Regions from separate parts of the Homo sapiens genome. Here region 1 is linked to region 2. Evidence: read pairs that join two places in POLR2A ChIA-PET (ENCODE). Cell type or tissue: PC-9. All regions are shown on one strand. Links, peaks and the distances in the headings refer to the core of each region. The heading gives the core; the rest is flanking DNA.

Evidence for each region. ChIA-PET counts read pairs that join two places held together with the same protein. Peaks named below come from ENCODE experiments on the same cell type or tissue, not always from the same donor. Only the 100,000 strongest peaks of a DNase experiment are listed, where the experiment ranks them.
Region 1: POLR2A ChIA-PET joins it to region 2 with 11 read pairs; 4 of 35 experiments call an interaction of 5 or more read pairs at or near these places.

The regions. Positions count from the first base shown.
Region 1 is chr10:22,551,952-22,557,337 of GRCh38, reverse strand. All of the region lies in intron 6 of PIP4K2A (phosphatidylinositol-5-phosphate 4-kinase type 2 alpha), which reads left to right. LOC124902393 reads left to right here and starts at 2,043. Exons shown (of 1, transcript XM_047426113.1): 1 at 2,043-2,841. The coding sequence starts at 2,138. The coding sequence ends at 2,755. In PC-9, for the core only: no CTCF peak of the experiment used is centred there; no DNase peak of the experiment used is centred there.
Region 2 is chr10:22,980,795-22,986,180 of GRCh38, reverse strand. ARMC3 (armadillo repeat containing 3) reads right to left here. Exons shown (of 19, transcript NM_173081.5): 9 at 4,689-4,841; 10 at 4,481-4,586. Among named protein-coding and RNA genes, the nearest start is that of ARMC3, 55 kb to the right of the region's middle. In PC-9, for the core only: no CTCF peak of the experiment used is centred there; no DNase peak of the experiment used is centred there.

The DNA.
Region 1 (5,386 bases), core at 80-5,079, 430 kb after region 2:
TTTTTTAGGTGTTGCTTTTTAGCTCCTTTTTATCAGTTCTGGGAAGCAAACAGTGCTGCATCTCCTTTGCTCTCATAGAATTCTGTAATTTTTATACCACAGGTCTCTGCTAAAAGGCGGCATGTGTTTAGAAATTCTAAAAATGAGGGCTCTGAACTTTGTAACTGTCCTGATACGTTTTCCCTTTTTTAATCCCAACCCCCTGGCCAAATCTGTCCTTAGAGATCATTGATACCTTGTATTGAACCCTAGGGCGTAAGTAATTCCGTTGAGAGGCTTTTATACACTGAAAGCCTTACGCGTGTGTTGGTTATCTTCAGGCTCTGACTCAGCTGAGTGTGCATCTCACTTCGCACATTCATGTTGTGTCTTAATGACACACAAACTATTTTTGACCATGACCTGTATTGTCACACAGTGTGTTTCTTACTGTTGACTTACAGTAGACTTGCTGAGGCCTGTGATGCTGTGCTTTAAAAGCCAAAAACTTTGCAAAATGAGGGAGAAATGTCTATAATAAATGTATTATATATACACAAATGTTTATAATAAATTTTCTTTTTACAACTCATAGCAAGTTAAATGTTCCCAGTGGGTTCACTGCTCCCTAGGAGTGAGTTCACCATTCCCTAGTATTTTGGTTATATTTTCTGGCTACTAAGATTTCAGCTTCTGTGGATTTTTGCTTTAGGTCAGCAAAACAGCATTCACTAAATTATCCACTATTATAATGTGCTGAGAAAAAACTAACCCATGGAAAATTAAGGTAAGACAGAAGTCAGCAAATTTCTGTCTTTGGCCAGATACGTAAAATCATTACATTTTATTCCATATATTGAATAAAGATCATAAATTTCAAATTCTTTATTACTTCAGGAATTTAACCAGTCCAATTTTTATGATAAGATAGGGACATTTTACTCTCATTTGGGTTTCAGTTTAAACAAAAGGTCTTTTCAGTGAGGTTTCCTACTAGGAATAGCTTTTGCAGGTGATCACAGAGGTTTTTCTAGCTGGTAGCATTCACAATTGAGGTTTGCAAAGCAGTGTAGGGAACTAGAGCCGCCACGACAGGGAGGTTGGCGCCTCGGGCCATGTCACCTTCGATGCATCCTGTCTCATGTGCCCTCTGTGTTCCCCGTGGGTCCTGTGTAGTGAAATGAAATACTAACTTTGCCCTCATGTATGGTAGGTTTGTGTGCAGTGTGCAGTGACAAAAGTGTCTTCCAAATTTGAAGACAGTATGTAGAGAATTCATGTGACATGTTTGTAACTAGCAGATAAAACCTAAAAACAAAGGAAATTTTAAACATCGTTTAAATAAAGCTTGTCGCTCACGGGCTGCATGGGGCCCAGGACGGCTTTGAATGTGGCCCAGTACAAATCCGTAAACTTTCTTAAAACATGATGAGATTTTCTTGTGATTTTTTTTTTTTTTTTAAGCTCATCAGCTCTCATTAGTGTTCACTGATTCTATGTGTGGCCCAAGACAATTCTTCTTCCAGTGTGGCCCAGGGAAGCTAAAAGATTGGACCCCCAGGTTTAGATTACCGACATCATAAATTGTTTTTTTTTTTTAATTATCCAGGTATCAACTAGAAGGTATCCTAAGTTTAAAGACCCTATTTTAGAAGAAATAGACATAGCAAGTTACTATTGCCAGGCACTATGTGCTTTGTGTCATTTGATTTACACACTAACCCTATTACATAGGTACAGTATTATTAATTACCCATTATATAAGTAAGGAAACTGAGGTTTGGGCAGACTAAGCAACTGGCCCAGAACATCACAGCTAGTGTTAAAATGTTAAATATGTCAGTATATTTTTTAAAAGAAAAATCTTGCTCTGGATTGATCAGCGATGCGCTTTTCCTAGATCCATAAGCCATACTTGAGAACATGATTAGCATATAACGACGTTTGTATATAACACACTGTGTGGCAGGCACCATTTTAGGCCTTTTTACATGTGTGAACTCATGCAACCCTCACAACCCTATGTTTGCAAATCCCCCTTTAAAGATGGGAAACCAAGTCACAGAGAGGTAACTTAACTTGCCAGAGTCACATAGCTAATAATTGGAGTTGCGGAGCTACAACCCAGGCAGCCTGGATCTAGTGTGTTCACATAACCATGGGCTTCAGTTTGTCTCCTACGTGGAAAGCTGAGCCATGCCTAGTCGACCTGGGGTCGGGCATCACTCCGTATGACAGTGAAGGGCTCATTTTATCCGAACGGGAAGCAGGACAGCCAGGCTGCGGGGGGAACGGCGTCCCTCTGCTGATGCCTGTGGCTGTGTTTGTGCATTTACACGTCACATTAGCGGAGATGAATGCCACTTGGAATCCAACCCACCGCAGCAGATTACCTCATGCAAGAGAGAAAACAGCCCTGCCTGTGCTAGCCTGGCTCTGCGTTGGGCTGTATTTACTCACGGGGCCTCAGCTGGCCAGGGCCTTGGAGCAGCTCTGGGGCCCCCGACCCGGGCAGGAATCCCAGCTCAGGACTAGACGCACAGAGGAGGACGGGGTGGGGAAGAGCAGTTCCCTCCCATACCCTCGTCCCCTCCCAGCAAGTACAGAGGGTCGTACAGCAATCGTCCCGCCTTACTTAGAGGCTCTGATCTGCACAAAACTGGCCAGAGCTGAATTCAGCGCAAATAAAGACTCGGCCCGCCGCCACTTCAGAAAGGTTGCTGACCGCTGGCTGGAAGCCGGCCTCGGAGAGTCCACAGCTGAGAAGCATTTCTGAGCTGTCTTTAGTTAGCCCTGGGGGTTTCTTCCACCCTCTGGCTGTTTCTGCACTGAACTAGAAAAGATATCAAAGACACTCATTAAAGAACCAGACCCAGTGACTACAAGCTTGGAAAACTCTAAGCGCAAATAATCCAGTGTTTAAAAGCAAAGTGTAGAATCTGTTGCTACATTAAGCTGTCGCTGCCCACAGTTAATTTTCTGCTGCTCTGCAGACGTCATCTTTGTAGGCAGTTTTACACCAAGAGTTTATTAAGTTCATTAAATCATAGTATAGTTTTCCACATTTAAAAAAAAGATGTTTCTAATATAAGCACTGCTCATTATCAGAGAGATATATTGAAATTTCTTTTAAAAAGCTAAGTAGTAAGATTTTCTTGAGAGTGAATCATTGTCAGGTGACTTAACCTTTGTCATCTCGTTTTTTTCTTTTTGTTTTTGAGGTAGGGTCTTACTATGTCACCCAGGCTGGAGTGCAGTGGCGCGATCATGGCTCTCTGCAACTTTGACCTCCCGGGCTCAAGCGATCCTCCTACCTCAGCCTCCCAAATAGCTGGGATGAGAGGCACACACCACCACGGTTATCTCATATGTTTTATTACTTTTTTGTAGAGATGGAGTCTCACTATGTTAGCCAGACTGGTCTCGAACTTCTGGGCTCCAGTGAACCTCCTGTCTCAGAGTCCCAAAGTGCTGAGATTGCAGGTGTGAGCCGCCACGCCCAGCCTATCTTGTTCTTAATTTAAAAAGAACAGTTAAGTTTTTGTAAAAAAAAAAAAAAAAAAAAAAAAGTTTTTCAACCTGTAATACCCATTTCAAGTCTGTGCGCTTTATTAAATGCTCACAGTGATGATGATGACGATGGGGGTGGTGATGGGGATTATAAGCACCACTATTTGAATCTGTCACATGGTTTCTGATTGAGTTCCCAGCACAACTCTACCTTAGCAGAATGATTAAGGTTCCCATCTCAGCTCATCACTCACCAAACTCTGAGACCTTAGTTAAATTGCATGATCTCAGTTTCCTTGAATGTAAAACGTGAATAATAGTTAAGGTTGTTGCAAAGACTGAAGATAGATGATAGATGTGAATAAAATGACGCACACAAAGTGCTAAGCAGGTTACCTAAGGCTGCTGCGTGTTTTCCCCTTTCTGCATCTATGGAAACAGGCTGGAGAGGTCCAGGAACCTGGCCCCTGGTCCCTGGCAAGCAAGGGGTGGAACCAGGATTGCAACCTCAGGATTCATGACCCCAAAACCTTCGTGCCCCTGAGCACTCTGTCTTGCAGCAAGCATTTGGGAGGTTGATATCTGTAGGCCAGTGTTAGATTCCATGCTGGCAGCTGCCCTGCCAGGATCCGCCTTCGCCTCTTGATCCTTTCAGTAAGCCCTTAAGTCTTTTAGCCAATCTGGGTGCCCTTTTTTGAGCTTGATCCAATCTAAATACGACCCTAGTGCCTGTGAAATTCACAAGTCAGCTTAGTCATAGAGTACATGGTGTCCAGAGTTTTATGAGGTAGGATTATACTTTCCCTGTCACATGAGGTAATTCTGCTGGGGTGAACCTGAAGTGGCATTCATCTTCATTAATGTGACTTGTGTTACAAACACACATCCAGCATGTAATTTACTGCCTTGTCGGGGGTCTGTCATCTCTGCCTTCAGGTTTCTCACATTTATACAAAACCAGAAAAAAACACCCTCTACCCTTCTTTTCTTACACTTATAAAATGGGTTGTGGAATTGAGGCAGATATCCTTAACACCCCCACCCACACGCCTCCCATCGCCAACACATAATGACACAGAAATGCCCAAGGTGTCTGCTGGGAAAATTACGATCCTTCTCCATCTCTCCTGTTTTTGTGTGTAGGTCTGGCTTCAACCCTTTTTTCTAACGTGCTTCCAATTTTCTGTTTTGGGCAGTGCTTATGTTCTCACTGCCCTCTGAGTTTTGTTAAACTTCAGAACCTTGCATTTCATTCTTGGTGAAACTTCATTATGTTTACAGTTCTAATAGGAGAGAAACCTTATAATCTAGTGTGATGAACTCAAACATTTTAATATTGTGCTGTCTTCACATTTCAAGGTTTGTGGGAATGGGGGGTGCACGTATTGCATTATTTTAAAATTATTAATGACAGATTTAGGGGGTAAGTCTAGCAGGCGCATCCTGACATTTTGTGAAGAATGGCGTTGCATTCTCATTTCTTAAAGACTCAATAACTCAGCATAAAAGTGTTTGGAATTAGATCAGTCTTTCCTAGAATCTTAGTATTTATCTTTACATCTTACATACACATCCCATCCTGCTTTATTTTCTACCTACGTGCTTTCATATCATTCTCCCGTACGAGATTACAAACTCCTTTACAGCAGAAATTGTGACCTATTCATATTTGCATCTCTCTACTTGACTCACTCAGTAACTGCTGATTGAATTGAATCTTGACATTTCTGGGCCTTGCTGTACCTGCTTTGTAAGGATTAATTCTGTTTGGCTTATAAAGATTGTGGTTATATCTAATTCAAAGTTGCAAAACTGTTTAAATTTTCTCAAAGTTAGTAGCCAAAGCGACTAATTTAGAAATGCATAATTTATGTACATATGTGTTGCTGTAAATAGA
Region 2 (5,386 bases), core at 172-5,171:
AGTGAATTAAATAGATGAAGGCTGCTCCCTTCATGGATGCTAGTGGTTGGTGTGTGGCGCGGGGGGGGGGCGTGCAGTGCAGGGGTGTGGGGGTGCAGAAAATAAATGATGATAAGTGTACCAGGTGAGTTACATGCTATGTTAGAAAATGATAAGGGTATGTGAAAAGGGCAGCAGGGAAGGAGCGTTGAAAATATGCATGTGTGGAGTGCAATCTTAAGCCGTGTGGTAATGCTAAGTAGCTTCGCCAAGGTGACATTGTAACAGAGATGTAAACGGGGTGAGGGAGAGAACCACAGCCTGCATGGGAAGAGGTTTTCCAGGCAAGAGGGTGTCACTACAATGACCTAAGGCAAAATACTCCCGGAAGCGGAATTTACTTCCAGGATATATTTTATGTCTATTTTACTCTACAACATTAGCCCATTTGTAAGTAAAAGGATTCATGTTTGTTAATAATTTTTAACTACCATCCATATCCACGTATCCATAACTCAAATACCTGGAAATTTCACATAACCACAACATACACGAGAATTATCTGTGGGGGTAGGGAATGGCCTCTGAGAAGCAAAAATTATGTACATACCAAAGAGGCATCAGGCCCTCCTGTATGGCTTTTGTGTACAATTTGATAAAGCTGGGTTACCTGGAATCCAAGCTTTTCATGGACAGAAAGGAAGGATTTGAAAGGAACTCTGACAGGGAGGAAGTTAGAGCTCTGCCAATCAGATCCACTGATAGCAGTGAAAATGAAAAACTGACAGCTCTCAGAAGCTTGATAAGGAATCAACAAAATGCATCGAAGGTCAAAGGAGCTGCCCCCCTGAATTTATACCCAGTGAGTGGGACAAGTAGCCCCCCTTCCCCAAGGGGCACTGAGAACACCTCCGAGGGTCACATGGCAGTCATTTAGTCAAAATGGCAACCATAACTTTCCCCACCAAAGTTTAATAACAGCATAATCAGTTCAAAAGGCTGAGAGGGAGCTCACTGCAGAGGCTCAAACCTGTAATCCCAGCACTTTGGGAGGCCAAGGTAGGAGGATTGCTTGAGCTCAGGAGTTTGAGAGACCAGCCTGGGCAACATGGTAAGACCCCATCTCTAAAAAAAAAAAAAAAAAAAAAAAAAAAATGAAAAATTAACTGGGTGGGATGGTGCATGCCTGTAATCTCAGCTACCTGAAAGGCTGAGGCAGGAGGATCGCTTGAGCTCAGGAGGTTTAGGCTGCAGTGAGCTACGATTGTACCATTGCACTTCAGCCTGGGCAATAAAGTGACACCCTGTCTAAAAAAAAAACAGAAGGTTGAGAAGGAAAGATTTTAGAAGATTTTAATTCAAATTTATCGCAAATTTTTAAAAGTTTTTTTGGATTAAAAAAGTAAATTTTTAAAAATCCACTAAACTTGAGTATCTAAGAAACCTCATTCATGAATACCAAATGGGTAAGATCTTTTGGCATCAATTAAGGTGATGATCAGATTACTTCAATAAAGTTGAAAATCTTCTACATAGGGCTATGAATGGTCTGATTATTTATTTATGATTGCTACTAAAATTGCTCATCATCATACTATTTTATTATATTTGAGTGTGTTTTTTTGTTATGAGAAAGCAAGATGTGTGAAAATCTGAAATCAGATACATTAGACTATAAATTAATTTACATAAAGATTATAAAATTCTATTTTTAGATTACAAAAAGATTTTAATTAAAAAAAGCATTTGTTAGTTTTACAAAAAGCGTTACCACAAGTACATTTCTCCTTCCCTGTGTTGATTATTTAATTTAGAAAATTTTGATCTACCCACAATTTTCCAAGCAAAAACCTATTACATAAAGGAAATTGCACCAACATTATATGTTACCATGACAACACCAGCGATTACTCAATGCATGAAATGAGCCTCCAATTCCAGAAGATGCCCTGAGTTTAATAATTAGAGTTTAAAAATTCACTTTAGGCACATTAAGATATGCGTGTAGGAGAAGGGTTACGTTTTAACTACACGAAATTAGTATTTGCAACACTTATGTGCATTTTTAAAAATTAGGATAGCAATGATCAGATATTCAAACATCTATCAAATGCACCTGGAGGAAGTTAACTCTGGGCTTTTGTCTCCTATGCTACTTATGTATGACAGAAAAATAATTAGAAAACCTTGATTCCAACCACCCCAGCAGCAAAGCCACGATGCTTCCTGGGGAAATGATTGAATGGACCGCTACTAAAAGTGATGCCAGAAATACTCACCAATGCTGAGTTTAAGCTAACAATTTTTAAAAGACGATCTGAGTAGAAAATTATGTTATTAACAATAACCAATCACATTTGTAGTCACTTCTGTTATATTTGGCATTACTAATTAAACTCAAGGAGGCTTCTAGAAGGACTATGTGGTTTATTCGTGTTCATTCCTTTTGATTGACTCCAGAATCTTTTGCAACCTCAGTCTTCAGCATTTGGCATAAATCTGTCAAATTTGATTCCATATCCTCCTCAAAAGCATTCATCTTCAATATTTTTTAGCTCAGAAAATCCCAAGTAAAAATTATATAGACCTCAAGGAATATTCAGAAAGCCACTTTCATTCATGTTCCATTTCCCTTACAAAATACAAAATTTAAAAAAAACAGAATGGACAGTATATAATAGGTTAAAGAAATAACTGCAATTAAAAACTTACAAGAATAAAATTATATTATGTAACTAAAGTTGACTGTAGTAGAGAAGTCGGGCATCATTTAGTCCTGACTGACCTTTCTATGGTAACAAAATGGAACTAGGAGTCAGATGACAAAAATCTGTAAAATAGATAATTAAACTGAGAAAGATAATCTGAAGGAAGTCCCTTTTAGAACTACTTACCATCCTAATTTTCTATGATTTTATGTAAAATAAAGCAAAAAATGTAGGCCAGGCAAATTCACATCAAATCAAGACACCTATACACTCTGGAGGCCTGTTAAAAGTATTCTAGATCATATACAAATGTAAATGGACTGGAGCGAGAAATGGTTTAGTGTCTCTGATAAGATTTTTTTTTGCACCATGTGACCATACTGGAAAAACCACTGAATATGCTATTTTCAAACTGCTACTTAGAAGGACTCAATATTCCAGAAATTTGCATGCTTTCATAGAGATAATGATGACCCTTAATTTAGGAAATTACTGTGTCAAAGATTGTAGCTATTAAAGGAACACAGTTTTGTTTTGACACTTAATGCATTCCTCTTATGTTTTTATCAGGCAGTTAGATTTGTAGTCATTGCATTAGGATCTTATAATTTGTGTGGGAGAATAGAAAGGGAAAGAAAGGCTAAGAACTATTAAGTATGTGATGGAGGCAGAGGGAGATTTAGTTCAAGTTAGAAAAAGGGTAATTTTAGCCATGATATCACAAAGCAATAATAAATGAAAGCTAACTAACATACCAAATGAGATGGAGGCAGGGCAAATAATTATTTTATTTATGGAAGCTGCCTTCAATAAATTCTTACTGTCTTATAAGGCAGTCTTAATCTCCTGTAGAGGAAAGAACACAGACTTTGGAGTCTGACAGACCTGCATCGATTTCCAGCTCAGCTATTTCGATAAAAATGTGTACCTGGGAAAATTAAGTAAGCTTGAAAAGTCTCAGTTTCCTCAACTGCTGGCAGATTATTTTGATAATTTTTAAAATGAGTATAAATTACACACCAGAGTGCTTGGGATATAGAAGGCATTCCTATTCCTTAACTTTTCTTCACAGTATTTGCCCATAATATGCTTTGGTTTGTTTGTTTGTTTGTTTGAAGCGGAGCCTCGCTCTGTTGCACCCAGGCTGGAGTGCAATGGCACGAGCTCGGCTCACTGCAACCTCCACCTCCGGGGTTCAAGCGATTCAGCTGCCTCAGCCTCCTGACTAGCTGGGATTACAGGCGCATGCCACCACGCCCAGCTATTTTTTTGTATTTTTAGTATAGATGGGGCTTCACCATGTTGGTAAGGCTAGTCTCGAACTCCTGACCTCAAATGATCCACCCACCTTAGCCTCCCAAAGTGCTGAGATTACAGGTGGGAGCCACTGACCTTTTAAATGTTTCTATATTATCTAATGTTTATACCCTTTTAAGATGGATCTTTAAGCATTTTTCCAGATTTATCAAATGCTCATCCGATCTTGTCTTTAACATTTCCAGCATTATTCAGTCTTATTTGCAGAAGCTTCTACAAGAGTCCTCTTGGTCCCTGAAATCAAATGGCCTGCACATTTTCCCAACAAACTCAGAAACAGTAAAGATTTTGTAATATTTTTGGAAAACAGACCCATCTGATGATTCTGTTTCATAAGGGATTCTGAAGAATAACCCCAAGATAGACCATCTGAAGAAATTCATAGACTATCGTGAAAGTCAATATACTAACAGGAGAACATCTTGGACTGTGAATTGTCCCACAAGTCAGTGCTGGGTGAGGATCTCTGAACTTACTTTGCATTAGCAGGGTTGCAAGTGGTTAGGTTTGCCAGGGCTAGAGCTGCTGCTTCCCGTACCTCTTCATTGTCACTTTTTAGCAACTGAATTAACTGTGGAATCCCTACAGAAAGAGAAAGGTAAAAATGTGACTTTTAAAATGCCCATGTGCACTAAAATACGGTAACCTAAAAATGCTCAAAAGAATTGTTTCCAGTTGACTTACCCTGATTATTGAAAAAATCTTTGCTGCCTGAATTCTCACACATTGCTGAAATAGCTTGGGAAGCAGCAATTTTAGTTCCATCATTTTCAGAACCCAAAAGGGCTACAAGGCACTTTTCAACCTCTTGTTCATGAAAAAGTTTTCTATTTTCAGCTTTCATACACCAAAGGGAAAAAAATTCAGAATTTTAATGCAAAAACTGCGAAGTATTACTACTTTCCCATCCAAAGTCTAATAGGAATTCAAACAATTTGGTAGTTTTAGTACCAGAGTCTAAACTAGACAAAATCTACAACTATTTAACTTTAGAATACAGTAATTATGCAAAATGAATCATGGATGTTTTTTCCTATTCCCTTGTATGAGATCAATACTACGGCCAAGGAAAGTCTGTACTAGGAAAAAGGCAAGTTTTTGGATTTAGCAAGCACTGATTTAACACCTGTCATGCACCTGACCTGGTATTCAGTGTTCACAGGCTATTTGTTCACTAAGGACAAAATCCAGTTTATCTGATGGTTCTTTTAAATATAAAACCCAATATTGGAAGAATGCCTAAGATGTGCAAACTGGTGAGCTAGATGCTTACGACCTTCAGGAGAAGAGCAGAGGAGAGGAGAAAGTAAAAATGAGTTGTAAAGTATGATCCTGAGTCTTAAGAAATTTATAGTCTTATATCAAAATATAATCATTTTTTT